2 separate regions of the Homo sapiens genome follow, and region 2 is linked to region 1. The links are chromatin loops, found by intact Hi-C in ENCODE. Cell type or tissue: gastrocnemius medialis. All regions are shown on one strand. Links, peaks and the distances in the headings refer to the core of each region. The heading gives the core; the rest is flanking DNA.

The links. Hi-C counts contacts between places; a loop is a spot of excess contacts. Peaks named below come from ENCODE experiments on the same cell type or tissue, not always from the same donor. Only the 100,000 strongest peaks of a DNase experiment are listed, where the experiment ranks them.
Region 2: a loop joins it to region 1, with 5 times the contacts of the local background. A loop is called at or near these places in 37 of 110 quality-filtered maps.

What each region holds. Positions count from the first base shown.
Region 1 is chr12:101,748,937-101,763,792 of GRCh38, reverse strand. GNPTAB (N-acetylglucosamine-1-phosphate transferase subunits alpha and beta) reads left to right here. Exons shown (of 21, transcript NM_024312.5): 14 at 2,030-2,229; 15 at 2,447-2,666; 16 at 3,650-3,763; 17 at 6,136-6,221; 18 at 6,483-6,581; 19 at 10,254-10,421; 20 at 14,602-14,692. Among named protein-coding and RNA genes, the nearest start is that of SYCP3, 17 kb to the right of the region's middle. In gastrocnemius medialis, for the core only: a CTCF peak has its summit at 4,161; no DNase peak of the experiment used is centred there.
Region 2 is chr12:101,561,922-101,579,213 of GRCh38, reverse strand. No RefSeq gene overlaps it. Among named protein-coding and RNA genes, the nearest start is that of MYBPC1, 24 kb to the left of the region's middle. RefSeq lists an enhancer at 12,569-12,863. In gastrocnemius medialis, for the core only: a CTCF peak has its summit at 9,030 (motif pointing left); a DNase peak (open chromatin) is centred at 11,083; H3K4me3 peaks cover 1,614 bases; H3K27ac peaks cover 7,471 bases.

The sequences.
Region 1 (14,856 bases), core at 561-8,560:
CAAGCCTCAAAGTTGGACTGCTCGTTGCCCTGTACCATGGCTTCACTGTGCTGTGGTGTCATCTGTACCTCTCCTCAGTGCTCTCACGGTGCTAACCACTGGGGAATGCAAGATGACGGGAACATAGCCACTGCTCATGTGGAAACTCAGGGACCAGTAGAGAAGACAAATTTGTGGGGAGAAAACTGTAGCAAAGAGATGTGTCTGTGTTGAGATATGGGCAAGAAGTTCAGAGGGAGGACTCCTTAGCTCTGCCTAGAAGTACTAGGGAAGGCATACAGAAGGAAGTGCCCTGTGGACTGACCTTCGAAGGGGTGGGAGTTGACAGACCAAAAAAAAAAATCATACAGTCTGGGCTGAATAGTGAAGGCACACAGCCACGAGTGGGTGTTAGGCTGGGAGAAAAGAGAGTGAAGGAGGAACTATGTCCTCAGCATTTTAGGAAGTATCTTGTGCCTTGCACATGAGGCATTTACAGATTGTCTAGTGAAGGACTGCAGTGTTCTTGACTATGTTTATTTCCTCAGTTTCCCCCATTTTCTTTCCTTTCCTTTCTTTTTTTTTTTTTTTTGAGATGGAGTTTCGCTCTTTTTCCCAAGCTGGAGTGCAATGGCGTGATCTCGGCTCACTGCAGTCTTTGCCTCCCAGGTTCAAGAGATTCTCCTGTCTCAGCCTCCTGAGTGGCTGGGATTACAGGCATGTGCCAGCATGCCTGGCCAATTTTTTGTATTTTTAGTGGAGACGGGGTTTCACCATGTTAGCCAGGCTGGTCTCGAACTCCTGACTTAAGGTGATCCGCCCGCCTCGGCCTCCCAAAGTGCTGGGATTACAGGCGTGAGCCACTGTGCCTGGCCTCTGGCCTCTTTCCTTTTTTTTTTTTTTTTTTTTTAAATTTACAAAAGCATTATAGGCTAGTAGTAAAAATTGCAAACAATTCAAAAATATACAGTAAATAAAGGAAAGTTCTTCCTTCTTCAGTCTCCTTCCCGGAGATAATTGCTGTTAATAGTTTGATGGGTATTCTTCCAGTATTTTTCTATAGCTATGCAAACATACCTATATGTATGTATAGTTATATATAGAGAAATATATGTATAGTGTAAATTTACATATATTTCCCTGCAGTTGCCTTTTGATGTAGTAGGATGTGGGCAAATGCCATTATTTATTTATTTATTTATACCCATGCCAGTGCCATTATTCTTTTTAATGGCTGCAGGTTAGTTATTTCCAATGTTTTGTGATTACAAATAGTGTTGCAGTGAATTCTCTTGTACATATATCTTACATTTCAGTGAGTTTTAGTTCTGCAGGTAGAATTACTAGCTTAGCAGGTATAAACTTTAAATATGTCTTTCTGAAATGTTGCACCACTTCATATTTCCACAAACAGTATACAACAGTGCTTGTTTCACTGCAGTCTAACCAACACCAGTTAATATCAGTCTCCTTACATTTTTATTTTTATCAGTTTGAGAAGCAAAAATATTTCTGTAAAGTGTTTGAATGCTTTGCCAATTTTCTTTGCCTATTTAGTTCTGCCACTGACTGGTTTTGATTTTATAATATTAAAACTATTATAAGATGAAACCAAATTTGTTTCTAGTCCTTGCGCTTAAAACTCAAGGACTTGCACATTTGATATCACCTGCAGAAATAGCTTGATATTGAAAGTACTATCAAATGTATATGTACATAAATTTTCTAAATGTTGCATTGAATTAGCTTTGACATCTCACAGTCAGTGACCAGTCCTTGAAGAATACCCTCCATATGTGACTGTTGTTATGTAGATCTCCATCGTACAGCTGTTGTTCTCAAACCAACATTGGTGATACTTGCACTGAAATCCAGTTGAGTCCTGCTAAGTCCAGTTTAGATCCTTAAAGTGACCCGTTAACATGTATTTCATTTGCTCCTAATGAAGAGTTCGTGACTAGTTATTACCACATTATATAAAATGTCTTGTAACAAAGTACACTTGTGCACTAAACATAATGCTGAGTTACATGTAGAATTCTCTTTTCAGGAAGAAGAGTCATTGAAGACACAATTGGCATACTTCACTGATAGCAAAAATACTGGGAGGCAACTAAAAGATACATTTGCAGATTCCCTCAGATATGTAAATAAAATTCTAAATAGCAAGTTTGGATTCACATCGCGGAAAGTCCCTGCTCACATGCCTCACATGATTGACCGGATTGTTATGCAAGAACTGCAAGATATGTAAGTCTTGCTCGTGTTTGAGTTGTTTGCTTGTGTTCAGAACTAAGGCTACTTGAAATGTGCATATTTACCATGCTAAATTTATAGCTCTAATATTTGATGACTAATATGTTAAAGGTATTATCTAAGTGAGAAAGAAAAAAGTCCATCTCTGCAAATGTTAGATACGGTACATACTTTGAATATCCAGAGTTTGTAATATGTTATATTTGGACAGGTTCCCTGAAGAATTTGACAAGACGTCATTTCACAAAGTGCGCCATTCTGAGGATATGCAGTTTGCCTTCTCTTATTTTTATTATCTCATGAGTGCAGTGCAGCCACTGAATATATCTCAAGTCTTTGATGAAGTTGATACAGATCAATCTGGTGTCTTGTCTGACAGAGAAATCCGAACACTGGCTACCAGAATTCACGAACTGCCGTTAAGTTTGCAGGTGTTGTATTGTCTTATTCTAAACTTTTTGATGTTTTAAATGAGAATTTAATTCTGGTCAGGCGCAGTGGCTCACACCTGTAATCCCAGCACTTTGGGATGCTGAGGCAGCTGAGCTCAGGAGTTCGAGACCAACCTGGGCAACACGGTGAAACCCCGTCTCTACTAAAAATACAAAAAATTAGCCGGATGTGGTGGCATGCGCCTGTCATTCCAGCTACTTGGGAGGCTGAGACAGGAGAAACGCTTCACCCTGGGAGGTGGAGGTTGCAGTGAGCCAAGATTGCGCCACTGCACTCCAGCCTGGGCAACAGAGTGAGACTCTGTCTCAAAAAAAAAAAAAAAAGAAAAGAAAATTTTAATTCTGACCATGTCTCTTTTTCCCCTACGTATTTTAATTTATTGCAAGTAAAAATAATTCTTAATATTTACTGTGGGTATTCATAGCTAGTCTGTTTTAGTGCTAGAATTATAACCAAATTTGGGGTTTGTATTTTATGAAATTACTTTTTGCAGGTTTTCAGTAGGGATTGATCTTGTATTGTCTGGAAAAGAGCCAGACCATACCTGCATATGAGATTCTTGTGGTATATTCATTCTAGGACTTCAGGTGTGGCTAGCTGGAGATCTCAGCTAGCCCCTCCTTCATGGCATCCTCTAGTCCCAGGAGTAGGAAACTCACTAATGGAGGTGCCCAGATGAATCTAGCTGCAGGGCATGATTTCTCCTGAGCCCTGGACCACCTTGTGTAAATGGGTATCTCAGAGGCCAGAATGTTCTTTGAGATGAAGATGAAATATTTTTGTTGGCATTGTCTCATTCTGCTCTTCTTAGAGTGCCTTTATCTTAAGAATCATATAGTCAGACTCTCTTTGAAGATAGCATTTAAACCATTTTTGGAAGCTTTCACTTAATTTTTATTTTTAAAACCACAGTCATTACTTACAATGCGCATAACAGATTTATCATCTTTTTCTTTGTTAGGATTTGACAGGTCTGGAACACATGCTAATAAATTGCTCAAAAATGCTTCCTGCTGATATCACGCAGCTAAATAATATTCCACCAACTCAGGAATCCTACTATGATCCCAACCTGGTAAGTGGAATGGGTTACTTTTATGTACAACAGAAAGTACATCCTTATCAAGTGTTACTTACAGCATTTCTGTATAGCACTTCAGAACTAGCAGCAGGCTCTATGGTTTTATATGTCTTTGTTGCAAAACAGTAGCACAGGTAATCCGAATCATTCATAGCTTGCTTTGGAATCTTACTGTTCACCCCATAGATGCGTAATTTGGATTTGTTGCTTATATTCCATAAGCGGATGTCCTGTTTACTAAGGGTGACAGAAAATAGCCCCAGAGTATTCTCATTGGCCAGAGAGAACAATCCTGAGGTTTAACCATCAAGGAAATATTCATCACATGGAATATCATCGTTCATCAAAGCTGAATTGCTTTAATGCTGGCACTTACTCCATTTTACCAGTAGGGGCAGTGGGTGATTAACACACGACTGCATTGGAATGTCATTTGGCTGAAATAATTGAAAGAGTATAGATTATAAGAGACATTTTAGTTTCAGAGAGGTTATAATGTGAAGAAAATCATAGAATTGATGAAATGAATATAATACAGCCATTAATCTGCTATTTTCTGTTAATTTTTTACTGATAAATGGAAAAATTCTTTTTTTTTTTTTTTAAGCTTTATTTTCAGGGCTCTTTTTCACAAAGTAATCTTTTTTTTTTTTTTTTTTTTGAGACGGAGTCTCGCTCTTTCACCCAGGCCGGAGTGCAGTGGCGCTATCTTGGCTCACTGCAAGCTCCGCCTTCCGGGTTCACGCCATTCTCCTGCCTCAGCCTCCTGAGTAGCTGGGACTACAGGCGCCCGCCACCACGCCCGGCTAATTTTTTGTATTTTTAGTAGAGACGGGGTTTCACCGTGTTAGCCAGGATGGTCTCAATCTCCTGACCTTGTGATACGCCTGCCTTAGCATCCCAAAGTGCCGGGATTACAGGCGTGAGCCACTGCACCCAGCGAAAAATTCTTATATAATAAAATTAGGTGGAGAAAATAATGGGTACTACCATATAGACAGTATGAGTTGAACTATAAAAATCCTCCAAGTACATATACAACACACATACCCCAAAAGACAACAGAAATGACAGTAGGTTAAATCACAGGTAGTTTTTAATATCCTTTTTGTACACTAGAGTTTTTCATATTTTCTACAATGAGTAGATTTTGCTTTCATAATCAGAATGAAGTGGTATTTTTAAAAAATTACGATCTTGCAAATCTTCAAGCCATGTATAAATAATGACTGCAGATAGGACACCTCCTCCCTCATGAGGAGACACAGTGTGACAAGTGGCAGCCATTGGTGAAAGAGGTCAGCATAGCAGCCATCAGAGCACATAGTATGAGTGTTGCCTATCACGTGTAGATTAGTTTAGCATATGGCATGGGTTAGTATATGGATATGTGCCACTTAAAAGCCAATTCTCTAAATGTGCTAAGACTTAACATTACCAAATTAATAAAGTTGAGATAAATAGAGGAGTAAGACCTGGTATCAGCCTTAAAGGAACTTGCTCTAGTGGGATTAGCAGATAGGAATCAGCAGGTCAAGAATGAGACTAGGGCTGGGCACGGTGGCACGTGCCTATAGTCTCAACACTTTGGGAGGCCAAGGTGGGCGGATCACCTGAGGTCAGGAATTCAAGACCAGCCTGGCCAACATGGTGAAACCCCTTCTATACTAAAAAATACAAAAATTGGCCGGGTGCGATGGCTCATGCCTTTAATCCCAGCACTTTGGGAGGCCAAGGCGGGCGGATCACTTGAGGTCAGGAGTTCGAGACCAGCCTAGCTAACATGGTGAAACCCTGTATCTACTAAAAATACAAAAATGAGTTGGGTGTGGTGGCGGGTTCCTGTAATCCCAGCTACTCGGGAAACTGAGACAGGAGAATCACTTGAACCCGAGAGGTGGAAGTTGCAGTAAGCTGAGATCGCGCCACTGCACTCCAGCCTGGGCGATAGAGTGAGACTCCGTCTCAAAAAAAAAAAAAAAAAAATGAGACTATGAGACTATTTGTGGGTCGGGAATTCACCAGACGCCTCACACAGAGCTGGTACGCAGTCAGGCTGATAACAGAAGAGCAGCTCGTCTGTGTACTTCAGCAGTTTATTTGGGGTTTTTGCCATGATCCAATAGGATAAAGTACTTCAGGTTTGGTTTGTGAAAAATGCATTATAAACTCTATTATATAAATGGTAGTAATTGTTTGCCAGTATGTTCTTAAAGATGAAAAAGATGTATATGTAGTCACAGTTGGTGTTTTTCTTACCTCCAGAGAGCATAGAATCAAAGTTAAAAATCAGAACTAAGATTAGGACTAAATTGCCCTAGTTTCAGCTCTGATGTGATATCTGATCTACTTATATTTTCTCATAGCCACCGGTCACTAAAAGTCTAGTAACAAACTGTAAACCAGTAACTGACAAAATCCACAAAGCATATAAGGACAAAAACAAATATAGGTAAGTAGTACACGCATACTCCCTTTGTTTAGTATAAGAGTAATCACAAAGGTCTGGCTTTTTTATAATTCTACAATATTTTGTCTATTAAGCACTGTTCTAAAATTTATATGAGATTGTTTGCTGTAGTAGTATTAAAAGTTTAAGTTATTTTGTGGATGTTGAGTCCACTACGGTTTTAAAAAATGTATTTTCTATTGAAGTTTTATTTTTTATATCCATGTAATTATTTAAACTCTTCAAATATGTTTTGATAATTAGGTTTGAAATCATGGGAGAAGAAGAAATCGCTTTTAAAATGATTCGTACCAACGTTTCTCATGTGGTTGGCCAGTTGGATGACATAAGAAAAAACCCTAGGTACTGATTTTTATATATAATTTTTAATTATGCAAATAAACCTGAATAAAAGGACTGGAAAGAAGGGAGTAGCTTATTTCTGTATGGAACAGACCAAAAGGCCTAACAGTGCAGGCAGTGTTGGAGCTGGTGGTTGAGTGAGAGATAGGAGTTGCAAGTTGAGATAGGGTCCCCCATGCAGAGGGATGAGCCTGAACTTCGAAGAACTGGGTTCTATTAATAACAAGCTGTTCAGAGAGACCCAGGGACAGATCGCATTGTGGGGAGGTGAGGCCAGGCAGCTGGGACATTCTAGAAATGCCTTTTTAGAATTATGGCATTTCTAAAAAGGTACTTCCAGAACAGTTGTTTAGATGGAATTCAAAGTAAAGTTCAGATTAGCTTTTGAGGAAAAAGGAATGCTACCGTAAATGTGAACCTTAATCCAGTATACTCCAGCCATCCTTTGGGGATGAATAAATTTTCAGGTTTACCTAAGTCTTAACAATTTCTTTACTAGCCCCTTAACTGTTACTTTAGCAGGTTTGATAAAATGTGCTAAAAATATGCATTTTTGAGTTTTTAACTTTAGTGGGAAGTAGATGTTTCATCAACTTCTTTGGAAAATAAAGACACTGGCATATAAACTATATTTTTTTGAGACAGGATCTCACTCTGTTGTCCAAGCTGGAATGCAGTAATGCAAACATGGCTCACTGTAGCCTCGACCTCGTGGGCTCAAGCAATCCTCCCACCTCAGCCTCCTGACTAGTGGAACCACAGACATGAGCTGCTGCACCCAGCTAAAATGGAGTATTTTTAATTTCTGGGTCTTTTAAATGCATTTGGAGGTCTTTAGTTTTACCTCACTGAAATTAGGATTTTAATTATAAATAATCAAAGATGTGAACCTTACAGACATTTTAAAGCCATTATATTTTTTCTATAAACCCTGTTCTCGTTTGGAGGAGAAAGAAATTGGAATTTTCAAAAAAAATAAAAATACCTTTAACACCTATTTAGTGTCTTTAGTAATCCAGTAAAATACTTGATTTTTTACAAAATGTTTCCCACAAGCCAAGCAAACCATAAGCTACAATAATAATTACCTAGCGTACAGCCCTCTTTGCATATGCTGTTCCCTCCACTTGAAGTGTACTGTTTAATTTCTTAAAATAACTTTAGCTTTTAAGAACCAATTTTGATGGGAGTACAGACTTCCCCCATTTTCTTGATGAGTTCTCTCCGTCATGTGTAGTAATAATGTGAGAATTTGCAGTTTTTAGTTGTAGCCTATACTTTTAGGTCTTTGTGCCAATTTGAAAGTTATTGGGTTAGAGTATTCATAGACATTTTCATGGTACTTAAAGGGACAGGGGTTTAGTAAAAAGACACATGGCAAGCCAGGCTTTTTCCACAGTTTGCCAGGCCCAGCTGCCTCTTGTGTACCTGAACAGATTTTATCATTAACCCTTGTTTATGTTGTTTTGTTTTATTTCGACGAAGGCTTATTTTAAGTCAGGCATGGAAAACTAGACTTCAGACTGACTTCAGCTTTAAGGACATGTTTATCCCGTTAACAGGGAGTCTGGGATAGACAATCTCCAGGCTTTGTTTTTCTCTGAATTTCTTAGCTCTGCTTGTGATGGCTTCATCATCAGGCCACAGACCATTAACACATTCTAGAACTTTAACATTGGTTAAATAATACCATCTAATAGCCTGTCTTCAGCATTTCCCCAGTTGCCTCCAAATGCCCTTCATAGCTGTTCTCTGCCTCTGTTTGTTTTTAATCCAAGATACACTCAAGGCTCATATATTAGGTTGACATAGCTCTTTAGTATCCTTTAATTTAAAGCAGTCTCCAGGTTTAGAGAAAGATGAATGAGCTTTCACATACCCCTCACTTGTCTTCTTCAGAAGTGTAGGCTACAACTAAAACTTCCTTCTTCAGAAGGAAGACAAGTGATTTATATTTATTTACTTCCATTTCTATTTGACCTTGTTTCATCTAAACACACCCACTCCACCACTGCTACCTGATTAATATTAAGTGAATCTCAAACATTGTATCATTTTAGCTCCACGTTTTTTGTATGTATCTCCAAAATATAAAGATTCTTAAAAATATAACCACAATACCATTATCACCCTAAAAAAATCAATAATGATTCCTTAATATGACCAACTACTTTGTCAATGTACACCTTTCACTCCTCTTAACTTTCATAAAGACTTATGTGTTTTTTTGGTTTTTAAGTTTGTTGGTTTGAAGTTAAATCTATGGGTTTTCCCTCCATCTCTCTTTTTTTAACCGTATAATTTTTTGCATGTGTATATGAATAAATCTGATTATAGATTCTATAGCTATCTTACACTTTGTCCCTCTCTGATTGAATCCTAGTTAACAAGTTTCTATGTCTCTTGTATTTCCCATAAATTGGTAGTTGGATCTGAAGGCTTTATCAGGTTTGTTTGATTTTTTTTTTTTTTAATTTTGGCGAATCTACTTCAAAAGTATTGGCCTACCTACAAGCCACTTTAATGGGCCCTTAGTTTAGTGACCTTTGCCTTGAAAGGAACTTGAAACAAGCAAGGAAGCACCACTGTAATCTGCTTTTTTGCCAGAACTGTAGCATCTTACAGCTTGGTTAGAGACATAGTAAGCAGAAATTATCAAATTCATATAATCTGTAGCTATAAGGCACTGTCTCTCTCTCTCAATTATTTACATGATTTTTCTTTGTAATATAACTATCATTTCAGAGAACTTGGTTTTGATTTTTTTTTTTTAATCTTTTTGAGACAGAGTCTCGCTTTATCACCCAGGCTGGAGTGCAGTGGTGCAATCTAAAGATTGCTGACTGCAACCTCTGCCTCCCGAGTTCAGCAATTCTAGTGCCTCAGCCTCTCGAGTAGCTGGGATTACAGGCATGCCACCACACCCGGCTAATTTTTTTGTATTTTTAGTAAAGACAGGGTTTCACCATGTTGGCTAGGCTGGTCTCAAATTTTTGACCTCAAGTAATCAGCCTACCTTGATCTCCCAAAGTGCTGGGATTACAGGCATGAGCCACCATGCATGGCCTTCAGAGAACTTGGTTTTAGGTACTTACGGATTGTCTTTCTTTTTTTTCCTCACTGCAGCCTCTCCCTCCCAGGTTCAAGCGATTCTCCTACCTCAGCTTCCTGAAGAGCTGGGACCACAGGCACGTGCCACCACATCTGGCTAATTTTCATATTTGTAGTAGAGATAGGTTTCGCCATGTTGGTCAAGCTGGTCTCAAACTCCTGACCTCAGGTGATCTGCCCACCTCTGCCTCCCAAAGTGCTGGGATTACAGGTGTGAGCCGCCATGCCTGGCCACTGATTGTCTTTGCTAGCTGCCAACAAAATATTCTAGTCAGTTAACTACATTTATTGAACAATTAATTCAGGACACTCTAAAAGGAAGTCATTAAATTAATTTACTCCCATAGCTAAAAGGCCATCTACCCTAGTTCTCTTGTTTTATACGTGAGGAATATCTAAAGAAAAATTTTATAGAATATCATTCCCCCAGAGAATCATATCAGCAAATATACCAACTTGGGACATAAGTCCATTTAAAATATATTTGGAATCCACATCCTTGTTTTGTTAGGTCAGGATTATCCATATGTAACTAATAACCCTGGCTCTCTGTTATTTCAGGAAGTTTGTTTGCCTGAATGACAACATTGACCACAATCATAAAGATGCTCAGACAGTGAAGGCTGTTCTCAGGGACTTCTATGAATCCATGTTCCCCATACCTTCCCAATTTGAACTGCCAAGAGAGTATCGAAACCGTTTCCTTCATATGCATGAGCTGCAGGAATGGTAAATTCTCATGTTTTATATATGCATGTGTGTGGGTGAGTGTATACATGCATATGTATCTATATGTTAGTGATGAAATGTTTTTTTTATGAAATTTCTCTTTTTATTTTTTTTTTTTGAGACGGAGTTTTGTTCTTGTTGCCCAAGCTGGAGTGCAATGGCGCAACCTCAGCTCACTGCAACCTCCGCCTCCTGGGTACAATGATTCTTCTGCCTCAGCCTCCTGAGTAGCTGGGATTACAGGCATATGCCACGAAGCCCAGCTAATTTTTTGTATTTTTAGTAGAAACAGAGTTTCACCATGTTAGCCAGGCTGGTCTAGAACTCCTGACCTCAGGTGATCCGCCCGCCTCAGCCTCCCAAAGTGCTGGGATTACAGGTGTGAGCCACCATGCTCGGCCAAAATTTCTTTAACGTGTTATTTGCTCTTTAATTTCTTTGTAAAATGTATAGTTATAATTTTTATTGCGTTTAATATTTGAAAGACATTTATTTGCATTTTAAGGGATTTGAAAAAATGTGTAACTGGGTTCTTTCAGTCTAGTTGGAACTTCATTTATTCAACTGTTTGTTGACCAATGTGTAAGTGAAGGGATTGTTTAGTATAAAATGAGAGGTACATGAGGTCGGTATGTGCTGAGCTGATAGTGAAAGACTTTGGGGAAAATGAATTAAACTAAGTCCTGAAGGCAGAATCTCAGAAGTGGTGAGAAGGGAACAATGAGCAAAAGCTTGGAGGTGGGAATGATCAGGGCAATTTGGGGGCTAGCCCAGCTTAGTTGGAGAATTCATACTGAAATAGTGGAGTGTAAACCTGGAAAGGTATTAGGAGCCATTTCATTCAGTACTTCAACAACCAGACTATCTGGTTAGCCTTTATAACCAACCAGGAAACTTTATAATGAGTAAAGGATTAGGTTAAGCAGTTTGTTTTGTTTTGTTTTGTTTTGAGACAGTCTTGCTCTGTCACCCAGGCTGGAGTGCAGTGGCATGATGTCTACTCACTGCAACCTCCACCTCCTGGGTTCAAGCGATTCTCATGCCTCAGCCTCCCGAGTAGCTGGAATTACAGGCATATGCCACCATGCCCAGCTAATTTTTGTTATTTTTAGTAGAGACAGGGTTTTGCCAGGTTGGCCAGGCTGGTCTCAAACTCCTTGGCTCAAGCGATCCTCCCGCCTCAGGCTCCCAAAGTACTGGGATTACAGGCCTGAGCCACCGTATCCGGCCCTAATTTTCATTCTTATATTTGTTAAATCAGCTAATTTATTGAGTATCTACTGTGGGAATAATCACTAGCAATATTGCGTGTTTAAGTAACAATACCTTACTAAGGCCTTTTTTTTTTTTTTAACTTAACTGTAACATGGTACTTGACTAAGAGCTTTTCATGCACATTCTCATTTAACTATTCTAACAACTCTGTAGTAGGTCCATTTTATCCTCAGCACAGCAACAGGAAGTAACTTGCATAAGGCATCTCAGCTCCTGAATGGGGGAGCCCGCGTATGAACCTGGACAGCCCATTCCCCAGATTCTGGCCTACAACACCTACTAAGTGTGCTTCATCATCATCACTGCCGTCAGAGTAGCTACCCTTTTTCTTGAGAACCTGTTGTACGCCAAACACTGTACTGGGCAAGATATTTACTCTCTACAATTAAAAGTATTGTTATTGCCATGTTGCAGATGAGAACATAGTAATGTGAGTTGAGTAACTTGCTCCAGCTGAAGTAGCTGGCAAGTGGCTGATCCAGCCTGACTCCCAGTCCTCTGCACATTCCACTATATTCCAAAGCTGCTTTATAAGTTTTCTTCATCTTTCATTCTACTGCCATTGCCAACATTTAATTATAAAGATAATTTTATCTTTCAGTTTAGGAAGATTTTTGACCCTTTGCTTGCCTCTCTGTGCCAGGTGCTAGGAATACTAAGATGAAAGGCATGTGGTACCAGGCCTTGAGATGCTCACAGTCTATCCAGGGAGACAGATACCAGGCAAATTGTGATACAGTATATTGAGGGCGGCAATAAGAGTTCAGTGCAGCTGGTGTACGTAGGAAGGACCAGCTGATTCTGTTACAGGAAGGTGACATTTGGACTTGATTTTGAATTATGAAAATGACACTTCCATGTAAGAAAGAGCATTCCTGGTAGAAGAAATGGCATGTGCAAAGGCACAGAGGTGTAAGAGAGTCCTGTGTCGAGAAAAAAGATTGTGAAAGGCTGTATTTGAATTAGACTTTTTTCTTTTGAGAATGGACCCCCAGGAGAGATTTTTTTTTTAGATGTTTGTCATGATCAGACTTCATGATTTGAGATGATAACTAGTATTAGTGGGGAGGTTGGAGTGGTGAAGAAGTTACTTAGAGTGGGGCAGGGTTGCCTGGGAACTGGAGGCAGGGAGACAAGTATATAAGCATTTCACTAGTCCTAGAAACAGTCAGTCAGGTGTGAACCAAGGATACAGCCTAGGCAATAAAGAAAAAGCAATAGACGAACTGGGAGACACTTTAAAAGGGAAATTGGCAGACCCTGGCACTAGAACTCCTCGGTATCTTGGAGTTGGGCAAATGAGACAATTAGGATGAATATTGCTGCTATCTTTATGTTTTTATTTTCATAAGGAGAAGTTATTACTGAATCATGGGTCTTGTCTCCCAGAAATGGCAAGGAATGGCTTCTCACCGTTTTCACTTTCCCTTAACTCAGAGGAAAAAGATCTTTAGGTGGTTCTAAGTGTTAACTCCCCAAATTCAATTTGTGACTAAATTTACCCTCAAGGGTCCATTTGAATAAGAAAGAAGTGGGCTTAAAAGTAATTTGAGAGGACCTTGATTTCTGTGCTGTACAAATGGTGTGAATCAGGTGTGGGTGCTCTTGCAGTCATTCCCCTGCCCTGGAGGTTGCTTGCTCCTCATCCTGCTTAGTTCTGCATTGTCTCTCACTGCACTGACACTAGACATTAGTTGACAGAGCTGGTTATGATCCTATTAACAGAAGTGGGAAATACAGGGGGAAGAGCTGTGTGTGGGCGAGTGCCGTTTTGGATGTGTGACTTGAGGTAGAGACGCCCAAACAGTGGAAAATGAGAATCTGTAACTCAGCACAGAGGCCAGAGTTTGGTAGTTACTAGCATATCTTCCAAACCTATGGTAAGCATTTTTATTTAATCTTCGTAACCAATTGTTCATTATTTCCAAATTACAGATGAGGAAATGGCTGTACTGCCTCTTTTTATCCTCAGTATTCTCTTGGCTCCAGGTCCAGTTGATTCTACCTCAGGAATGTCTCTTCTGTTGCTTATTTCTTTTCATTGTCACTGCTTCCTTTCATGCCTGGACTAAAACTAAACTGCCTGCCTTCCTTGTTTGTCCATCCTTCAAATGGCCAACATGTTTACCCTGATTATGTCACACATACCCCCACCTGTCTGTTTCATCCACTTTCCCACTAGAGTGTTCTGTCCAGACCCCACGGTGTGGTTTTGCAAAGCAGCTGCAGTTCATACCCTCTCGCCTTCACCTGGCTTAGTTCCCCCCATGCTGCCGCATGGATTCACTCCACTCAGTCCTGTAGGGCCCAGCTGGCCACCGTGCCACTCTACTGCTCCTTCTCTTTCTCATCCATATGCTTCCTGTCCCCTTCAAGGCTTACAGGAAATGCCACCATCTCTGTGGCACTGTCCTCATTTCTCTAAGTTTTTCACATGACTTTGCTTTTGATAATGCATATTTCTGTGTCTTATGTGATGGCAAGTCATCAGTCAGCATGTCAGCAACGCCTCAGTTTTCTAAACACTTAAAAGCAGGGACTTCATCTTGTTCATCTCTCCATATACGCAGGAAGTATTTATCAAGAAACTGAGTGAATAAATAAGTATGAGTGAATAAAAATGAATGAAAGAGTGGTTTTGTTTAAGTGCCAGAAGTAATTTTCTTTTGAAGTCCTCTCTCCTGCCTGGATAACTTCACTAATTCAAGTATAATATTTACTATGACATAATAAAAAATCTGAACTCGTGTTGGAAATGTATATTGTGTGAGCATTTTAGAATTGCAAGACAATGTTTTTGTGTTTCCCAACATTGTTTTTATAGAACTAGTATATAAATAATGCTTAACTAATGGTAGTGAAACCATATACAGAAGTACATAGTTGCTTTCTTCTCTCTGCACAGGAGGGCTTATCGAGACAAATTGAAGTTTTGGACCCATTGTGTACTAGCAACATTGATTATGTTTACTATATTCTCATTTTTTGCTGAGCAGGTAAGTTTTATATATTTTATGTGGGTATTAAATGGTATTTCTTGGTATACTAGCATCTGAATGTTTTAGAAAATGATACACATTTACAATCAAAATTTTAACTTCTCTTATTGTCTTATAGCTCATATGTGAATATGTTAAATATGTTTCACAATATTCAGGCA
Region 2 (17,292 bases), core at 4,742-12,741, 190 kb after region 1:
CCTTAACAATTAAACTATACTTCCTCAAATAAACCTAGGTGAACATCTTTCCTTTGAAAACATATTTCTTCCCACCTGAGTTGTTTATTGCTCTCTTAGCACGACGAAAAATGTGACAAAGGTTTCCCCCTAGATCTCCGTAGCGGCTGCCTGCAACAATACTTTAAGGATTCTGAATCATATTTGGGCTAAGGAAAACGTAGTGATCAATTAGCAAAGGCTGCAGTGGGCTTTCGGAGTATAAATCTATTGATTACGGAGGGGAAGGGACCACAAGTAAGAGTCTTAGAATTTTAATTTTCAAAGATGTATCAATAGAATGATTTTATGAGTTAGGACCACAAGTATGAAGAAGTCATAGGTGTCATTTAAGATATTCCTGAAAGTTATATTGTCCTTAGTGTTCATCAAGCAAAATAGAAAAGCATTTTCATATCTTAGGACCCCACTGAGTTTAAGGTATTTCAAGTTTAATGGAAAATAATTTATGTATACACAAATCCTGTCAAGTTTAAAAGTCTTTGCTGTAAATGACAAACCTATGCACATATATTAAGAGCTGAAGAAACACAAAATGCAAGCAAATGAGCAAACTGGTTTGAAGTTGGCTTCGAATTACAGCTACTTGAGAATAGACAGAGAATTGGGTGATACAGATTAAAGGACAACCTTCTTTCAAGTGTCAAAGCCCAAAACACACTGTTTATAAAAAGAAGCTCAGGATGACAGTGGAGTAGAGAGAAGAATCACTAAGCATCTCCGGAGCTGTAGGTCTCAAGTCTGGACAAAATTTCTAGTTCTAAATGACTTTCATTAATTGGGGTGAGAGGGCAACCTCAGTTAACTAGTACAGTAATCATCTTCATTGAATATTCATTTTTTAAAACCCCAGAAAGATTTAGAACTATGTGTAGAAAATTTTCAGAGAATCAAAACTAATGCATTAATATTAGACATTTGTACTGTGCTAGTTAAGAGACAGTCTTGTAATTCTAATTTAAAATGTGTAATTGTGTAAATAATTTATACTTTTGGCCAGGCACGGTGGCTATCACCTGCAATCCCAGCACTTTCCGAGGCCAAGGTGGGCGGATCATTTGAGGTCAGGAGTTTGAAACCAGCCCGGCCAACGAAGCAAAACCCCATCTCTACTAAAAATTAAAAAAAAAATTGCCAGACATGGTGTCGCACACCTGTGATCCTAGGTGTTCAGGAGCCTGAGGCATTAGAATCTCTTGAAACTGGGAGGCAGAGGTTGCAATGAGCAGAGATTGTGCCACTGCACTCCAGCCTGGGAGACAGAGTGAGACCCTGCCTCCAAAAAATAAAAAATTAAAAAAAATTTATACTTTTGATTTTAAGTTGAAATCTCACTAAATTTATGGGCAGCATTAACATATTTCAGAGCGTTTTCATTTATGCACATGTACATGCACAGCAGTTAAGCATTTAAGAACTCATTTAGTTCATAAAAGCAAAATATTTAAAAAGAAAACAAATATATTAAACTTATAAAATCTAGCCTATTAAAGTGATGTGATGTTTTAGAAAGATTATTTAGCTTTAGCTAACTAGATTTGTAAATGAAACAATATTATTATATCTTCTCAAAAGTGATGGATAGACTGGGCATGGTGGCTCACATCTGTAATCCCAGCGCTTTGGGAGGTCAAGGAGGACGGATCACCTGAGGTTGGGAGTTCAAGACCAGCCTGACCAACACGGAGAAACCCCATCTCTACTAAAAATACAAAATTAGCTGGGGCGTGGTGGCGCATGTCTGTAATCCCAGCTACTCGGGAGGCTGAGGCAGGAGAATCGCTTGAACCCAGGAGGCAGAGGTTGCGGTGAGCTGAGATTGCACCATTGCACTCCAGCCTGGGCAACGAGAGTGAAACTCTGTCTCAAAAAAAAAAAAAAGTGATGGATAAACTTTGCCAGAAAAAATAATAATAATTAGATGTTTAAGCTGAATTTAAAAGTTTTAAAAATTATGCTTATGAATGTATAATTATAATAAATTTAATACCTATTGTGTATTCCAAAGTAAACCTCTGAACAACGTTTTCCGCATACAAAAGCCTCCACAGCACCCTAAACCTTCCACGCATAGGGAGCATCTCTTGCTTCTGATTTGATTCCACCAGCATCCTGAGATAACTAAGACTCTGTGGCCAATCTTTAGGGGATTTCAATTCAATTCATCTCAACACCCCTTTATTGAGCACCTTTTCTGGGCCCAGCACAGTGTTAGCACTGGCTATTCAACAAAGAAGAAGATCCAGAGTGTTGCCTGCATAGAACCTATAGTTTCGGGGAAGACAGGCAAGTAAACAGTTATGCTAGTGGCGGTTTACCACATTATTTCCCATGGTGGTGGGATGGGTTGAGCACCTCTTCATACCAGCTCATTCTTGCCGATGCCATCTTGCCATTGTTGGTCTATGATAGTTTTTGTTGGTGGCACCATGAAACTATTCAAGAAGCCAGATATTATTTCTTTCATTGGTTGAAGAAGCTGTGTCTCCACCTGCATAAAGGATTTCTTAGGGTCAAAGTTGCATTCGCTACACAGAATGGCTGTTGTTTCTCCCATTTTTCTCATCAGGTGAATAGTCCCACCTTCACCCCAATCATGCAGATTAGGAGATTTGACTCCTCATTAACTCCACCATCCTCCAAGCTCTACTAAGTCTATTTCCACCATTACACCATGGTCATTTCCTGTCAGAGACAAATGGAGATTATCATAATTCAACATATAGATCAAGTCTCCAGTTACATTCATAGATCTTTGCTTGTATGCAATTTGCATCCTGGGACATATTTCCAAGCATACTTTCTCAAGTAGAAGATCTAGAGAGTCACATCCAAATGAATTTTATGTAAATGTCCTAAATCTCCAACAGCATGTTAAAAATTCTACAGTTTGCATGTCATCTTGAGCCCTCCACACAGGACCTTGGCCATGTCCCATGAAGTTTGGGTCTGCTCTATAATCTCAATAAGAGAATTCTAATTTTTTTCCAGAAAGCTCCTGAAGATGGAGAAGTTTGAGAGATGGTATCAAAGATATCATGATACCTCTTATACCTTCCTATATGGGATTAAGAACTTTTCCACAAAGATCCTTCTAATCCTAAGGGCTATGTGGATCGGCTGTCTGAACCTTCCAGGCTAACAACACAGAGCAAATATTTTTAAGCTGAAGCTAGGACAACCAACTTGAAAAAATGCTTGACAGCATTTACAAAAAGCTCAGTGTGACCCAGCAATTCTACTTCCAGGTTTATACCCAACAGAAATGCATTCTTATGCTCATGAGAAGACAAATAACAGCATTACTCACGACATCAAAAACTGAAAATAATTCAATTTTATCACAATGTATAGTGGATAACTATGGTGTATTCATGTAAGAGAATATTAAATAGCAATGAGAATGAATGATATGGATGAATCTCACAAAACTAATGCTAAGCAAAAGTTGCCAGACACAGAAGGAACATACTATATGATTCCATCTTATGAAGAACAAAACAGGAAAAGTTAACTTTAGCTATTTTAAGTCATAATATTCTGTTTCTCTCTCTAGAGGCTGGTTATATCAATTATTGTGTTTGTAAAAATTAATTGAACTGTACGCGTATTATATACTCACACTTTTCCACATGTATGTTACTCTCTACTAACATTTTAAATTGGAACAACAAACTATTTTAGATATAAAAAAGCAATTTTCAAAATATAATATTTTCTTCAAAATAATATGGGAAGCTGGGAACTTGGCAGACTATAAATTAAACAATATTGGCTATGAGTTGACAGTTATTAAAGCTGGATGATGGGTCATTATACTCACAGAAAAAAGTGTCATTATACTATTCTTATATTAAAACTTTTGGTACTAAAAATACCAAAGCAAGGGAAAAACCTTCTTTTCCATCCCATGCTAATTATGACTGGAAAGAGATCGTCCTGAGGAAAGAAAATCACCTTTTCCCTCTTTCTCTTAGTGTGAACCTTTGGAAAAGCATAATTTAGTAAATGTCCTTTTATCCAATATAAGATAGTCCCTAATCAAAAACATCTGTTACCCTGATTGTTTTACCACACCTACTTTGACATTTATTTTTGCAATTTGAATGTATTTATGCATCCGACCTAGAGTTTTTTTTAGACAGAGTTTCACTCCTGTCACCCAGGCTGGAGTGCAGTGGTGTGATCTTGGCTCACTGCAAATCCCACCTCACCGGTTCAAGCAATTCTCCTGTCTCAGCCTCCTGAGTAGCTGGGATTACAGGTGCCCGCCACCACGCTTGGCTAATTCTTGTATTTTTAGCAGAGATGGGGTTTCACCATGTTGGCCAGGCTGGTCTCAAACTCCTGACCTCAGGTGATCCACCCGCCTTGGCCTCCCAAACTGCTGGGATTACAGGCATGAGCCACTGCTCTTGGCCTCAACCTAGTTTTTATAGAAATAACTCTCCACATTTATATTTCATCTGTTTACTTAATATTTAATTAAATTCCAACAACAAAAATAACTGGCATAAACAGGTTTGGGAACAAATAATACTCTTGATAAGCCTATAACTGACTCAACTGGTAGGAGAAGAAAGCCAGTACACTTAAGAGTAGCCCAGAATGCTAGTGGCGTCAGTCAGTCACTATGTTTTTTTAGAGAGAGTAAAGGGAGGTGGTTAATTTTGTCATTCAGTTAAGTGGAGGAGGCTAAAGATAGTTAAAATAGTAGTTTATTTCTATTATTTCTTGACTACTTACTGTGAGTCGAGTGCTCTCCTGAGCATTTTGCATATATTATTTAATGCTTATATTCTGCATGCATAATTCCATTTCATCCTTACCATATCCTTGAAAAATTAACATCATCTTTTCATAGATGGTAAAAACACGTTTCAGAGAAATTGGGTAATTTGCCCAAATATGTACATGTTTCAGACGTAGAGGAACCAGAATTTGAACCTGGGTTGTCTGTTTCCAATGCCCACTCCTTACCCCTGTGCTGTACCATTTCCTATGCTCAGCCACGAAAGCTGGGAAGAAATAAGATGCCTGCCCAGTACCTAAACTAGGAGAACTCCATTTGACGGCAAATGTCCTCCAGGTGTAAGTTTCAATGGCTCAGATCATCATTAGAGCTTATGAAATGGGTGATGGGGCTAGAGACTGGAGAAAGCCAAATCCCCTGCTTCATCTTTTCTTAGGAAACTGACTCTGGAAGGAGAAAAAAACACTTGCAAGGATGATGTCATAAATAATAGCAGTGAGGCACTCTCAGCAAGAAAATTTACTTTCTTTAATGAATTTGTGTGGGTATCTTCAGACTTTTACATGTCAGACTCTTTTATCCTCAACTGTCTTGGTTATATCATTAATACAGTCCAGTTGCCCTCTTCTGAGGAAGAGAGGAAAACATACCTCAGATCTTAACCAGATGCTTTGAATTTGCTCATGGAATATAAAATGGGAAATTTCTTTAGAAAATTAGACAGGTCATTTGCAACCCTGTTACATGTCAGAATCTCCAGGGCAACTTTTACTAAACACCCATGTTGAAGCTTCACTGCCTTGCCCAAGCCCATATTCTGATTTAATTGGCATGGAGTGGGGCGGGGCTCTGGCACAACTATTTTTAAATTAATATTCTCCTAAAGGGGAGAAAACGTGCAGCCCAGAGTTGCAACCACAGCTCTCAACAGTCAGACTTTTTTAAAAAATAAATTTTATTCTAAATATTTAAGGTAAACAACATGACGTCATGAGATACATATAGACAATAAAATGGTTACTATAGGGAGCAAATTACCATACCCATCATCTCACATAATTACCCCCTTTGGTGTGTGTGGCAAGAGCAGCTAACATCTGCTCATTTAGCAAAAATCCTAAATACAGTATTACTAACTCTATTCCACATATTGCACATTAGATCTCTAGACTTATTCAGCCTACACATTGGCAACTTTTTCCCCTTGACCTACATCTCCCTATTTCTTCCCCTACTCCCTCAGTAACCACTCCCCTTCCACCTGATAACCAGTGCTTTATTCTCTATCATCATATATTCTTTAAAAAATTTTTTTTCCTGTGTCTGGCTTATTTCGCTTAGCATAACGTTCTCCAGATTCATCCATGTTATGGCAAATGGCAGGATATCCTTCTTTATTTAAGGCTGAATGATGTTCCACTGTATAGATTTATCACAGTGTCTTTATCTATTCATTTGTCAATGGACTCTTAGGTTGTTTCCATATCTTGCTATTGTGACTAATGCTACAATGAACATGGTAGTGCACATATCTTTACAAAGCGGTGATTTCATTTTTGGGGGGTATATACCCAGAAGGAGGATTTCTAGGTCATGTGGTAGTACTATTTTTAGTTTCTTTAGGAACCTTCATTCTGCTTTTTTTATATGGCTACACCAATCTGTATTCCCACCAGCAGTGTAAAAGGGTTCCCTCTCCTACACACCCTCACCAACATTTGTTATCTCTTATCTTTTTTATGATAGCCCATCCTAGCTGGTGTGAGGCGACACAGTGGTTTCGATTAGTGATGTTGAGCACATTTTCATATACCTGTCGCCCATTTTTATGTCTCTTTTGGAGAAATGTCTATTAAATCCTTTACCCATTTTAGACTTTTAAGGGCTGAATAGCTGTAGCTGATTGGTCCAGAGGAATGATTCCCACAGATGTAGCTCGCTTTATGCAATAGGGGTATTTCGAAAAGGCCACTGTAAATATAACACCATCAAACCCAATAACTTTATAATTTCAAAAGGCCTATTCTTCATTTGTGGCTGCTCATTGACACGTCAGCTTTTTTGTCAAGTTGCTAATGATCTAAAACCATCAACATTAAATACACTAAGAAAGCTGATATAAAAGGAATTCTGCACTGAACAGTTTTATGGTTACTTTTAACAGCCTAATACCAAGCTGAGCATTGTATCATATTCTGTTTATAAGTCATACTAAAAATCAGTTTTCTCTCCCATTTCCTACCAAAGTTACCATATATCTTTCGTTTAAAATCTCAAGGTACAGTAAGGTGAAATTTTAGTGTTATATCAGACAGAGAATGAACAAGCAGATTTTTTTAAAACCCAAAGTTGTAGCTAAAAAAGAAAATGTGAAAAACACCTGTAAAACAATAAAATAAAAAAAAAAGAAAATGTGTTTGCATAAATAAGGGAGCAAATAATTCTACATTATTTAATTTCTTAAATGGAAAATTCACCACTTATTTTTTTCCCAATAACAATATCATGATGTTCTTGGAGCACAGGGGTCAACCTAAATGAGAACAAAAACAAAGATATTTGTTGTTTTATTGGGCCATATCACCTAATTGTTTATGAAATATTCTTCTATAATGGACTCTAACCTTAAATGCTCTATCTGGGGTTGAAAGGGAAAGAAGAGGAGGGGAAGAAGATCTGGATTTTTTTTTTTTTTGAGATGGAGTCTCTCTCTGTTGCCCAGGCTGGAGTGGGGCAATCTCAGCTCACTGCAACCTCCGCCTCCCGGGTTCAAGAGATTCTCCTGCCTCAGCCTCCCTAGTGGCTGGGATTACAGGTGCACACCACCATGCCCGGATAATTTTTGTAGAGTCAGGGTTTCACCACATTGGCCAAGCTGGTCTCGAACTCCTAACCTCAAGTAATCCCCCCTCCTTGGCCTCCCAAAGTGCTGGGATTACAGGCATGAGCCACTGCACCCGACCAGATCTGGATTTTTTTAAAAGAACTATACTTTTGCAGGCTATGGTGATGATAAGCAAATCCCATATGTGGTGGTACAAAATCTTCCCCAGAGGACTCAAAGAATTTTCACACATGGCATAGTTGGCCAAATGTATAATAAATTTGTTATTTTTTCCTTTCCAAACATACCCAAAAGCTCGTCTTTCTTATCTACTCCGAGAAAGCCTCACATGCTTGAAATGTTCTTTGAGACAAGAACTCTGTCAGGACATATCCATATTTATAGAAAGGGCAGGCTGGGTGTGACGGCTCATGCCTGTAATCCCAGCCCTTTGGGAGGCTAAGGTGGGAGGATCACTTGAGCCTGGGAATTCAAGACCAGCCTGGGCAACATAGCGTGTAACATCTCTACATTAAAAAAAAAAAAAAATTAGCTGGCCATGGTGGCATGTGCCTACAGTCCCAGCTTCTTGGGAAGCTGAGGCAGGGGGATTGCTTGAGCCCAGGAGGTTGAGGCTGCAGTGAGCTATGATTGAACCACTGCAATCCAGCCTGGGTGACAGAGCTAGACCCTGTCTCAAAAATTAATCCACAAGTAAAATAAAAAATAAAGAATATTAAACTCTTACACTCAGCCTTTCTTTTTTAAAGAAAACTAACACCTGCACATAGAGAACAACACAAAACAAACTGATGTGTTATCACGTTTTTCCCACTTAGAGTCTGCAGTTCCTGCCTTCCTCCATGGCCATTTTAATGCACATATTTATAGTTTTAATGAAATGGACATTATGTATATATTCATCCCATCAACTTCACATATTCAAGAGTAATTTTCTTAATATAATTGACTAAAACCACTCTCAACACAAAACCTTAAAGTCCTTGCAACTCTGCAGTCCCCTCTATAAACGGAGTAAATTCAGCCAAAATATGAGTCTGATATTTTTAAGAGAAAGAAGTCATTCTGCAGATGCAGAAAACCAATTTTCTCCTCTAGAATTTCCTGGTTTCTAAAGACAGAGAAAGAGAGACACTGGTTGAGAGGCCCTCCTATGGGGGAAGATTCTTCATCCCAAAATAAACTCTTCCTGCTCAAGTTAGAGCCTCGGGCTTAAAGTATCAGCATCCTGGAACTAGAACAATACAAACATGGGATAAGGGGAATGAGAGAGGAGCATTTGTATGTGATGTGGTCATTGCCGTGTTAGTGCAGGCTCACTGACATGTTGGGAATGCAATGAAGTTAGAGGGGATTTTAGTCCATCATAAAGGAAGACTAGGTGCCATCTACTGGTGAGGAAACTGAAAATAAAACATACTTTGCATTTTTCCAACAAAATTCAGTCTCTTCAGACAATGCAGTCTGCAAGATATATGGATATTTATAGGATATGCAAATGATCATCCTGTGGTCATGATAAGTTGGAAAGGCTGCTTAACCCATTCGCCAGCCTGATTTGGAAACTTATTTTTCCATTTCTAAAAATTTACTTTACAAATCTCTGTGCACAAAGTGGTAAAGTTATGTAAAAGGATGTTCACTGTGGCACTGTTTGCAATTGCTAAAAAAAGCCCAAAGTCCAGTAATGAGAGTTTGATTAAATATATTATACATATTTGCTGTACATTAAAATGGTACATACAAAGGAACATATGCACTGGGCATGGTGGCTCACGCCTGTAATCCCAGCACTTTGAGAGGCCAAAGCAGGAGGACTGCTTGAGCTCAGGAATTTAAGACCAGCCTGGGCAACATGGTGATACCCCATTTCAACAACAACAACAACAAAAAAAAAATTAGCCAGGTGAGGTGGCATGTGTCTGTCGCCCCAGCTACTTGGGAGGTTGAGGTAGGATGATCATTTGAGCCTGGAAGCTTGAGGCTGCAGTGAGCTGCAATAGCACCACTGCACTCCAGCCTGGGCAACAAAGTGAGCCCCTTTCTCAAAATAAATAAATAAATAAATAAATAAATAAAATAAAAAATTAAATTAAATTAAAAAAAAGAAAAAAAACTTCCCTCTCCCAAACAAAGGAGCATATAACCATCAAAATGATAAGAATTATACATATTGACATGGAGTAATGTGTTTGAGATACATTGAGGGAAACAAGCAAATTGCAAAACAGCATTATAATAACATCCTGTAATATAACAGTATTATGATAGAGTCCAGGATTATAATAGAACCCATAAAGTTATTACTATAGTTAATAATAATATGGAGGATTACTTATTAACTTGGTAACAGTTTTTATTTTTTATACCGTGTACCACTTGTAACCAGGATAAAAAAGAAACTGACAAAAGTAATTTTAAAAAGAAAATGAAAAGTTTTAGAAGTTTTATCTATATAACATTTTATTATTTAAATTTGCTGTATTTCTAAAGTAAAAATGGCCTATACTCTTCTAAAAACTTTAGTTTGTACAAACACTTCCTCTTCTAGGAATTTATTCTACAAAAAGCACTTGCAAAAGATGGCAAAGATTATGTAAAATCACGTAGATGTAGACAAGATATAGAAAAGCTATAGAAATTTTAAAATCCCATGCAATATAGAAAAGAAAAAATAAATCATCTGAAATTCCATTACCCATGCATTCAATGTCATTGGTGTATTTCCTTCCTTTCTGTCAATCTCACACCGTTCTATACACATGTATTTCATGTGCTGTTTTCTGTGTTGTTTTAACTCTAGAGACTGACCCGTTTTATAATGTCCTCTCTTTCATCTCCTCTATTGCATCTTGATGTCACTTGAAACAAAACATTTGCAGTTTTACCTTCCTATCTCAACACTTTCTCTTTGTTAGCCTTGTTTAAATATTGTTTACATGTCGCCAAGGATAAATCTCCAGCATCTTCCAAAATAGAGACCAAGGAAACGATCAGATTTCTTTAATGCTCAACTCAGTGCAATAACTTGGCTAATGGAATAAATACACGCTGAACAGTGGCACACTTGCCTTATGAAGAAAGGGCTGGCTGAGAATATCACAATTCTTGCAAAGTCCGACAAATTACAAAAATAAGATCCTTTGGTGAAAGGAAAGCCGCTGATCGGGTTCAAATCCAAGTGAAGAACAGCGTAAGCCACAAGGAAAGCTTATTTGGAAGAGAAGCACCTGATATGTCCGCCTTCTATATATTTCCCTATAACTGGCAGAGAAACTCCTACTGGATTTGGAAAAGTAAAAATAAGGAGTTTATGCAACTTTGAGTGTTGACAGAAAAATTTATCCAAGTGCTTTGCTTGCCTAAGAGGGGAGGAGAGAACAATTGGGTTGACAATGATGACAGGTCCGAGACTTGTGGGTTTAGTTACGTGAGGCCCTACTGTATTACACTTCAGGGTTATTTTGAGATGGTCACGAGAGAGCACTTGAACCCTGAACAAAGAACCTCTCTTGCCTTATCCTATTACAGATGACAGTGAAGTGTTTTAAGTGCCCGGAGTCTGATGCAACTGCAAAACCCCAACCAAAAGGCAAGTGAATGGGGGGTCTTCCATTCTCTTGCTTTGCTTTCCTCTTTAAAAGCCTCTTTGTTCCAAAACTCATGTTTCGCCCTGTTTTTCTGCGGCATTTATAATGGTCTGCCTAAGGAGACATTAGACAGGACTGGTGACATGTTCAGAGTGGGCGTCTGAATTAGCTGGTGACAGGTACAGTAAGAAAATCTTAATAACTCCAGTTACACTTGGTTTTAGCCAACTTTGTCCTCAGAGCAAAAGGAAAACTAGCATTACCAAGAACACATGCCCAAAGCCAGCTTTCCTTGCAGATAAGCAATTCAGGAATATTCAAGCCTTCAAGCCTTTCCTATGACAGAGACAGTAGAATAAATTTAAAATACTAATAAAGAGAAAGCCACTCCTTAAAAAATAATAAACAAGCCACACTATACTTTGTTGGACAATATTTACATCCCTCCAAGTTCAACATTACTTGGTAGCCACTCTGGAAAATATCTCTGTGGCAAGTTAAGACATCGATCCCAAGTCCTGTCTTAGATTAGCACCAGTTAACTGGAGTCTTCCTCCCTTTCCTTCCATTTACATGAACTTGACTAAGATCCCAAATGAATAAGGATCTTTCATCTCAGCACCAGACTTCCAGAGCAGTTATAAATATAGGCTCAAACTGCCTCACTCATGGGGTTAGGTTTTAACTTCTGACATACGAAGTGCTAATGGTTTCAGTGAATACCTGGCCAAAAATCTGCAGTGCTGTCTTTGCTCGTCATATATTATGATTCTATTATCCCAGCTAGTAACAGCTCAGTCAAATGAAAATTTCTCCCAGCCCCTTTGTTGTTGTTTTTTTTCTCACTCCCTTTAGATTTAGTTACAATGCTCAAGCTCTATATCATCAGAAGGTTTAATAGAAGAAAGAAACCATTCTTAACTCTCCAACTCAAGGTGAATGTGATAATGTCACTGGTACAATGATTTATCAAGTACAGCAGTCCTATGTGGTAGGTATTAATGTCCTCATTTTACGGATGAGGAAATTCAGGAATAAACGTTTAAGTAGTTTGCCCAAGGTCACAGAGCTGGGAAGTAAGGTGGAGGTGAGATTTGACTCTAGATTGTCAGGCTGCAAACCTATATTCCAAACCTCAGAGAAAATAAGTTCGCTAACACCCTGGTCTTTCATCTTCTCTGCTCCTCACAACAATAAGCTTGTTCATGCATTTCGAGCAAAATCTGGTAATGTGTTTCTTCTCAATTTGATTATTCAGTAACTCACTTTCACATGTGACCCTTAAAAATTTAAGCAATAACATCTACTCCAAAGATGTCAAATCACCTTATATTCACGGATAGAATTAATTTTGCAACTGTGAAAATTCTACCACATGCGTAACATCCAACAGACATATCAATAGAGTAGAGGTGGTATTTTAAGTTACAATCAGGTTGTTGAGTCATCCCTTCCTCCCCTCCACCCTGGCAAACCCCCCTGCTGCTATTCCTTTCATGTGCCTTTCCACTCCTAATTTGGTTGTCTCCCCTTAATTTGACTATGACACATTCTTTCCTACAGGTTGCCAAACATCCTTGTTATGGGACTCAAGAAAAAGCCACGTAAAAGGAAAGAAAGCTTTCCTTTCCTCTCTGGCCTGTCAAAGGGCATTCTCCCCGCACCCAGACTCCTAAAGAGGAAGGATTCTTGCTTATGGAAGGAAAGCTAGGTGAGCCTAAAGAAAAAGTTGGGGATGGAGGTAGTAGGAGTTAGAGTGAAAGGAAAACATTCTGGGAATGGATGTTAGACGTTTGGAGATGCTGGAGAAAGGTTTGCAACTGCAGAGTGCAAAGGAGGTAGATGAGACAGGAGAGAGGATTTTAATAAGTGCTGCAGTGAAATATGCATTTGGGTTTTTTTTTTTGAAATTTCTTTGAGAGATGCAAGCAAAAGTGGAAGACTTTTATAATTTTTTTTCTGTTGACTTTTGCTTCTTGTTTTTTTGTTTTGTTTTGTGTTTGAGACAGAGTCTCACTCTGTCACCCAGGCTGGTGTGTAGTGGTGCAATCTCAGCTCCCTGTAGCCTCCGCCTCCCAGGTTCAAGCGATTCTTGCCCCAGCCTACCAAGCAGCTGGGACTGCAGGTGTGCACCACCACACCCGGCTACTTTTTGTATTTTCAGTAGGCATGCGGTTTCGCCATGTTGGCCAGGCTAGTCTCAAACTCCTGGCCTCAAATGATCTGTCCGCCTCAGCCTCCCAAAGTGCTGGAATTACAGGCGTGAGCCACCGCGCCCGGCCAACTTTAGCTTCTTTAAATGCAACTCTGTGCAGAGATGGGTATGTACGGAACTTCCCCCTTCTAGATTTATTATTGTTACATCTTTGTCCACACTTCACATCCCTAGGCAAAGATCAAGGAGAAGACTGTTTCTGGAAGAGGCAGAGGGAACAGACAACGCGAAGTCCCTAAATGGGAACAAGTTTGAGTTATTGGAGGAAGTCGGTGTGAGTGGAGTTTAGGGGAAGGCAGGGAGTTACAAAATGAGGTTGGAGTGATGGGCAGAGGTTAGATCCTGCAGCACTCTGAAGTTCAGGAAAGATTTCAGAGTCTATTCTAAGTGTAGGGGAAAATAAATGACTTAAAACCTTCCATTGGAAGGTTTTAAGAAGAGGAGTAGTGTTATGAACCAAATGTGTATGTCTCCCCAAAATTCATATGTTGAAATCCTAACCTCCAATGTGATGGTGTTAGGAGGTGGGTCTTTCAGGGGTGATTAGGTCATGAGGGTAGAGCCTCATGAATGGGATTAGTGCCCTTATGACAAGAGACAGGAGAGCTTGCCGTCCTTCCGCACTCCAGCATGTGAAGATTCAAGAAGATGGCCATCTGTAAAACCAGGAAGTGGATCCTCACCAAATACTGGATTGGCCAAGCACCTTGATCTTGAACTTCTCAGCCTTCAGAACTGTGAGAAATAAATTTATGTTGTTTGTAAGCCACCAGTTTATGGAAATTTGTCATAACAGCACAAACTGAGACAAATGGAATGATTTATTTTATTTTTTAAGAGTTTCTGGGCCAGGTGCAGTAGTTCAGGTCTGTAATTCCAGCACTTTGGGAGGCCAAGGTAGGAACACTGCTTGAGCTCAAGAGTTTGAGACCAGCCTGGGCAACATGGTGAAACCCCGTCTCTACAAAAAAAAAAAAATACAAAAACTAGCCAGCCGTGGTGGCACACACCTGTGGCCCCAGCTACTGGGGAGGCTGAGGTGGAAGTGTTGCTTGAGCCTGGGAGGTTGAGGCTGCAGTGAGCCATGATTATGCCACTGCACTCCAGCCTAGGCAAGAGCAAGACTTTTAAAAAAATAAGTAAATAAATAAGACTTGGTTTGGGCACGGTAGCTCACGCCTGTAATACCAGCACTTTGGGAGGCCGAGGTGGGCAGATCACCTGAGGCCCGGAGTTCAAGACCAGCCTCACCAACATGGAGTAACCCCATCTCTACTAAAAATACAAAAATTAGCCGGACGTGGTGGTGCATGCCTGTAATCCCAGCTAACAAACATGCCTATAACAAACATCCCAGATAACATGCCTGTAATCCTAACTAACAAAGAGGCTGAGGTGGGAGAATCACTTGAACCCAGGAGGTGAAGGTTGCGGTGAGCCAAGATCGCACCATTGCACTCCAACCTGGGCATCAAGAGCAAAACTCCGTCTCAAAAAAAAAAAAAAAAAAAGACTTTCTGGTTGCTGTTGCTGTGATGAGATTGGATTTATGGGGCAGGTGGCAGCAGAATCAGGGAGATCAGCTAACAGGTTTTTACATCTGTCTAGCTGGCTTGGATGATACTGGTGGCAAGGGGATGGACAGATGTGTAATATTTGGGATATGCTTTGGAGATTAGAGTTTACAGGGTTTGCTGATGAATTAATGTAGGGAGGTGGGGGAAAAAGAAGAAATCAAGGACCTCATAAATTTTTAGCATGAGTCTCTGGATGTGTGATATTGCCATTTATTGAGATGGGGGAGACAGAAGAGGGAGCAGATTTGGGGAAAAAAAGTAAAAAGTTCTGTTTTGGACATGCTGTTTGGGATGCCTGGTACAGACATCCACGTGGAGAGATTAAGTAGGCAGTTGACTGTTTGAATCTAGAGTTCATTCAGGGAAGAGTTCAGGGCTGGAGGTATTGATTTGAGAGTCATTGGCATATCAATTGAACCACAGGTCCAGATGAGATGTCCTAAAATTCTGCTGCTACAGAAGACAGCGGGCCCAGGAACAAACTCTGAGACTCCAAATTTACAGGCAGACCAGAGTTAGTAAAGGGGACTGAGGAGTAGAGGCTTGAGAGCTAAAAAGAAAACAAGTAGAGTATGATAGCAGGGAAGCTGAAAAGAAGAAAAGTTTTAAAAGAAAGAAAGCCAAAGGTACCAAATGCTGTTGAGGGATGAAAATAACACTAGAGAAATGACTGCTGAATTTGGCATGATGGAAGTCACCAGTGACTTTGGTGAGTCCTAGTGGATAGGAGGAAAGGAAACCAAATTGAAGTGACTTGAGACGGAGGTGAGGAAGTGGAAGCATCAGCTTCCAATGACTCAAGACACTGTCATGTGTGAAGGAGAGGCAGCTCAAAGACAATGCTCAAGACAGGCTTTGTTTTGCTTTTACATGAAAGATTCTAGAGAATGTTTTCATGCTGATGGCAATGATCAACAGCTTTATTTAATCCTCACAATAAACTCCTGATGAAGGTATTATTAAATGCATGCTCATTTTATAGATGAGGAAACTGTAGGCCAGAGAGGTCAAGCATTTTCCTGAAAGTTGGTTCAGCTGTTAAGTGGTGGAGCCAAGATTCTAAATCTGAGCATTACAGAAATAGCAATGTCAGCCGGGCATGATGGCTCATGCCTGTAATCTCAGCACTTTGGGAGGCCGAGGCGGGCAGATCATCTGAGATCAGGAGTTCAAGACCAGCCTGGCCAAAAATTAGCGGGGCATGGTGGCAGGTGCCTGTAATCCCAGCTACTCAGGAGGCTGAGGAGGAGAATTGCTTGAACCCAGGAGGCGGAGGTTGCAGTGAGCCAAGATTGCGCCACTGCACTCCAGCCTGGGGGGGCAGAGCGAGACTCCATCTCAAAAAAGAAAAGAAATAAATAAATTACAAATTACAATGCAATTTCTATAATGCTCAGATTTAGAATCTTGGCTCCATCACTTACCAGCAGAGTTATTATAATTACAATGTAATTTCTGTAATTAACAGGGCTAATCAAACAATAGGGGCTTAATAAAAAATGTATAGTTAAATATGCAGTCAATTCACTTATGAATAACATGGAGAAAAAGGAAAGCATAAAAAGGGAAGAAAAAAGAAAATATCAGAGTAGCATATATTACTATGTTTGAGCTCATGGAAAGCAGAGATTAAATTAGGTGAAGTTATTATCATAGTTATTTTTATGTTTCTTGTAACTAGAACCCTCTGGGTGACATTTGAGCATGACCTAGGTTTATACTTAATTCTGTGTTATAATTGGTTGTGCACTACTGAGATACTGGATTCAATTATCCTTGGATGTCACTAAGTGATTTTTTTCCCCTGTGTTTTCATTCTCCATGTATTTTGCAGTTCTTGCCAATGAATAGGTGTTGGATGCCTGCTATTTATCCATGATTGTGCTGGGTGAAAGAAAAACAAAAATGAGTAGGGGTGATAGTCTAGTTAGGGTCATCATAGAAAACCCAATAGTTCCAGTACAGGGTGGTAGGTGCTCTGGAGGAAGAATGTACCCATGCAGAATGGACAGTGATTCCACATTCTGTGGGAAGGAGAGAAGAGAATGATCAAGCAAGTTTTTCAGGTGAGGCTGGAGGGATGTGGAGGAGAGAAAGCAGCCAGGGCAAAGGCAAGCAGGTGTGTATGTCATGGTGTGTGCAGGGACTGGTGAGAGGGCTGGTTTGGCCAGAGCAAAGGGTAGGGGCCTGGGTGACTAACAAAGAAGCTGAGCCAGTTCTGAGGGGACTCGTCTGCTCTACTAAGGACCAGGGGCTTCTAGGGTTTTTGTTTG